2 separate regions of the Homo sapiens genome follow, and region 1 is linked to region 2. Evidence: read pairs that join two places in POLR2A ChIA-PET (ENCODE). Cell type or tissue: GM12878. All regions are shown on one strand.

What was found. ChIA-PET counts read pairs that join two places held together with the same protein. Peaks named below come from ENCODE experiments on the same cell type or tissue, not always from the same donor. Only the 100,000 strongest peaks of a DNase experiment are listed, where the experiment ranks them.
Region 1: POLR2A ChIA-PET joins it to region 2 with 5 read pairs; 5 of 35 experiments call an interaction of 5 or more read pairs at or near these places.

Annotation. Positions count from the first base shown.
Region 1 is chr2:206,077,813-206,080,312 of GRCh38, reverse strand. The region is part of intron 1 of INO80D (INO80 complex subunit D); the gene reads left to right. Among named protein-coding and RNA genes, the nearest start is that of INO80D-AS1, 5.6 kb to the left of the region's middle. In GM12878, no CTCF peak of the experiment used is centred here; no DNase peak of the experiment used is centred here.
Region 2 is chr2:207,720,843-207,723,342 of GRCh38, reverse strand. All of the region lies in intron 1 of CCNYL1 (cyclin Y like 1), which reads right to left. Among named protein-coding and RNA genes, the nearest start is that of CCNYL1, 10 kb to the right of the region's middle. In GM12878, no CTCF peak of the experiment used is centred here; a DNase peak (open chromatin) is centred at 1,386; H3K27ac peaks cover 263 bases.

The DNA of each region.
Region 1 (2,500 bases), 1.6 Mb after region 2:
CCCGTGGACGGTAGTGTTGCATGGTTTTGAAGGCACTGAGCAGTTTGTAGAATTGATAGGCTCACTTTAGAGTCCTGGGCATGTTTACCTGACTTGATTGGTAGGAGCAGCTGCTGGTTCATTCATTTAACAGATTAGCTTCTCTGTTGTAGCTCTGAGCTTTGCAATAGAGACACGTTCTCTGCCCTTGAGGAGTTTTTAGTCTATTGGAGAAGAAAAATAAGCTGACATTTACAATGCCAATGTGAATGTTAAGTAATAGCTTAGCCTGGAGGAATATTCTTCTATTCTGGCCTAAAGGGCAGGCTAGGTTTTAAAGTGAGGGCTTTGCAGGGGAAGTTTCTGTCCTAAGCGAATGGGAGGAGTTCGGCATTCCATAAGGTGTGACCTGTAAGTAGGAATCAAAGTTTAGGGACAAAAGAGTATCCTGTGTTGCAAATTGTGGTTCTGTTACCTCCCAGGAGTTGGAGGAGGAGGGGAATAAATAGTGAGAGGGAAAGGTCAGTCTGGCCAGGTCCTAAGGAGTTTCTGTGTTAGGGGAAGGAGTTTGGATTTCTTTTACGTGACAAGCAGACCCTGAAAGTCTTTGGCCACATAAATTACTTGAGATTTAGAGGATTTGAGTTATACAGAGTAGGAAAAAGGAGGACAAGACTGTAATTAGACCAGTGAGGCAGCTCCTGACAAGAGATTTGAAGAGGGTTTGAACTAAGGTGGTGGCAATGGCAATTGAGAGGAGGTAGCAGTGGCAGAGGCATGTTAAGGAGGTAAGGCGATCTCATAGGTGGACTGGATGTAAATGTGGGACTCATCCTCACAGACGGCTGCTGAAATGGTAGAAGTAGACAAATTTGGGCTAGTCAGTGGTTCTTAGTCTTGGACACTTCTCCAGAAAAATCCACATATGCAGTTGTATACATTTGGTTTGAAACCTGGGGTAGGCTTGGTACCATGGCTCACAACTGTAGTCCCAGCACTCTGGGAGGCCAAGGTGGGCGGATCACTTGAGCTCAGGAGTTTGAGACCAGCCTGGGCAAAGTGGTGAAACCCTGTCTCTACAAAAAATACAAAAATTAGCCAGGTGTGGTAGTGCATTTTTGTAGTCCCAGCTACTCAGGAGGCTGAGGTGAGAGGATCGCTTGAACTCAGGAGGTCAAGGTTGCAGTGAATCTTGATCACACCACTGCACTTCAGCCTGGGTGGCAAAGGGAGAACTTAACTCAGAAAAAAAAAAAGATAAAGCCTATAGAAATGTTTTGTTTGACCCACACTTTTTGTGATGGTTTCTGATTTTTCTTCAGTACCTTTTCATACATGAGGAAACAGATTTATAAAATAACTTAGGGTTACATGTCTTTTTCTTTTCTTTTTTGAGACAAAGTCTCACTCTGTTGCCCAGCCTAGAGTGCAGTGGTGCGATTGGCTCACTGCAATCTCTGCCTCCCAGGTTCAAGCAATTCTCTGCCCCAGCCTCCCGAGTAGCTGGGATTACAGGCGCCCACCACCACACCCAGTAATTTTTGTGTTTTTAGTAGAGACGGGGTTTCACCATCTTGGCCAGGCTAGTCTTGAACTCCTGATCTCGTGATCCACCTGCCTTGGCCTCCCAAAGTGCTGGGATTACAGGCGTGAGCCACCGCGCCTGGCTGTCTTTTTCTTTTTTTGTTGTTTTTGTTTAAATGGAGACAGGGTCTTACTATGTTGCCCCAGGCTGGGCTCAAACAAAGGGGCTCAAGTGATCCTTCTGCCTCAGCCTGCCATAGTGTTGGAATTACAGGTGTGAGTCACCACCCCCGGCCTTCATATGTTCAAAAGTTTAAAGGAGCTGCTGACATGAAAACAATTAAGGTATTTTGTGGGGAAATTTGGATTTTTATCTTCTTTTATTTATTTTTTTGAGATGGAGTCTCGCTGTGTTGCCAGGCTGGAGTGCAGTGGCACGATCTCAGCTCACTGCAATCTCCACCACCCCGGTTCAAGCGATTCTTCTGCCTCAGCCTCCTGAGTAGCTGGGACTACAGGCGCGTGCCACCACGCCGGCTAATTTTTGTATTTTTAGTAGAGACAGGGTTTCGCCATGTTGGCCAGGCTGGTCTTGAACTCCTGACCTCAGGTGATGCACCTGCCTCGGTCTCCCAAAGTGCTGGGATTACAGGCCTGAGCCACTGTGCTTGGCCCTATCTTCTTTTAATAACATGGAAGAGCTGGAAGTTCTGGGTCAACCTTTTTTTTTTTTTTTTTTTTTTTTTTTGTAAACATTGCAACAACTTGCTGGAAATGATTTGAGCAAAGTATGCCAAAGAATGCCCCTGGCCTACTCTTCCAGCCCATGTAGGCATTTCATCTTGCACCCCTGTAAAGTAAGATTAAACGAACCTTGGAGTATATTGGCATGGAAGCAAGGGGGTCAAGAGAAAAGAACTCACTGACTGGTCAGAAAGGAGAGATTTTCAAGAAAGAGAAAGTGGTCAGCAGTGTCAGATGCTGCAGAGAGGTCCAG
Region 2 (2,500 bases):
TTTATCTACCTAGAATCCTTTTCTCTCTTCCAAGTAATTTGGTTAGAATCTTATATGAACATAATTTTGGGACTTCCTGGTTAAAATGAATTATGAATCATCCATTTTAATAGTACTGCCAGATCACTAAAAACTTACATACCTAAACCAACTGCTTTGTTCTCCATGGAAAGTCCTTCACTCAACTTTTTTAAACTGCTTTTAGAGGAAACTATTCTTATGTAAAAGACCCACACAAAAATTATGTTTGAAGTTTTTCCACATCTTGAAAAGATGACGTGACAATTTTAAGCTATTTGGAAAAATAAAATCATTTGTGCACAAAATGACAGGCAGAGACTTTCACAGCTGCCTCTACCTAAAGCTCCTTTTTTTTTTTTTCCGAGAGAAGAGTCTCACTCTTTCGCCCAGGCTGGAGTGCTGTGGTGCAATCTTGGCTCACTGCAACCTCCACCTCCCGGGTTCAAGTGATTCTCCTGCCTCAGCCTCCCAACTAGCTGGGACTACAGGCACGCATCACCATGCCCGGCTAATTTTTGTATTTTTAGTAGGGACTGGGTTTCACCATGCTGGCCAGGCTGGTCTCAAACTCCTGACCTTGTGATCTGCCCCCCTCGGCCTCCCAAAGTTCTGGGATTACAGGCGTGAGCCACCACACCCAGCCTCTACCTAAAGCTTCTAAAAGGATTCATGACTACTTCCTTTCAAAAAGAAAGCAAATATACTACCATTTGAATCTAAAAAATAACTAATGTTTACAGAAGAAGCCATATTATGAATCAGTACCTATGTCATGATAAAGTTTAATTAGGAATTTTCAATGAAGTCCAGGAAAATTAAGTACCAAAATCAAAGAGGAGCAGGCTTCACACACACACCTCCCCCGCCCCAAATCAAGATGTGCTACTATGTATTTAAATATAAGAAAACCAAGATGTGCTACTGTGTAAATATAAGAAATATCCAAGGCGGCTGGGCATGGTGGCTCATGCCTGTAATCCCAATACTTTGGGAGGCTGAGGCTGGCAGATCATGAGGTCAGGAGTTCGAGACCAGCCTGACCAACCCAGTGAAACCCCATCTCTACTAAAAATACAAAAAAATCAGCCAGGCGTGATGGCGTGCACCTCTAGTCCCAGCTACTCGGGAGGCTGAAGCAGAAGAATCGCTTGAACCCAGGAGGCAGAGGTTGCAGTGAACCAAGATCACACCACTGCCCCCCAGCCTGGTCAACAGAGCAAGACTACATCTCAAAAAAAAAAAAAAAAATCCAAGGCAACTAGGATAACAGAAATGATAAGATATAGAGAAAAAAGCCAAATAAGCCCAAGTAACAAGCTGGCACTCCCTCAACTCAGGGGTTTTAGGGTGGGCATGTGACTTACAGCTGGCCAATCAATTACATTTCTCTTGGGACTTCCCAAGAACCAAAGGAGAAAGGCAGGGCTGTACTCTAGCACTGCTAGCCAGCCAGGAGCTGCCACCGAGGCTGAGGCAGGAGAATTGCTTGAGCTCAGGAGGCAGAGGTTGCAGTGAGCCGAGATGGCGCCACTGCACTCCAGCCTGGCAACAGAGCAAGACTCTGTCTCAAAACAAAAAAAAAAAAAACAAAAAACTCCTAAGAATGTTTGAAACTAGAAGAAATAGTTTTTGATATCATGGTTAGGGGTTATGTATAAAATTGTATTTTAAGACCCACCAGTTTTGTATTATCAATTTAAATTGCAACTTAATTCGAAAGCATGATAGTATGATGGGGGGCAAGTAAGACAAAAAAAAATTAAACTCAGGTCTTAATATAAACACCCCCCTCAGGGGAAGAAATCTGTAAGATCCACTGACATTGAACACTGCTTCTCCTTGAATCTATCAGCCATCTCAATTTCACAGATGTTAATTAAAAATGTAAAAATATGGAACTTAGAATAAATGAAATGCATTATTACTAAAGGCTAAAAGTGTTAAAATTATGCAATTGTAAACTGTAAAGAAATTATTTTTCTTGTCAAAATATTAAAGGGAGAGGGCAGCAACCAAGAAAGTAACTGACAGAAGCAGCATATTTCAGAGAAAGAGATTGAGTTCAACATATTGATTTCAATATATCCCAATTAAACAGGAGACATTGGCAGTTTCTGGGCCAACTGCTGGGCATCTGTTTATTTAAAGGCTTACTGCATTTACTGACCTGCTCTACCATACTGCACACTGTATTAGTCTTACGGTCCATAACACAAACATTTCAAACCTCTCAACTATGATGTAAACGCTGAGATTTTATCTAAGTTCACACGTTCCACCCATCAGGTAAGTCTTACCTGATGGGTCTTGAGCTGCCCTGCCTCATCTGAGGTCACACAGTACCAGCCAAGCTCCAGTCTCATGCTCACTCATGCCTTGCTTTTGCTTTCCTAGCTTCTGACAATCCTAAATCTGGTTTCCGAAACACTGCTCTACCTCCTTCTATGTCAGTGTTCAGTCTTGCTTTAACTTACCTTCA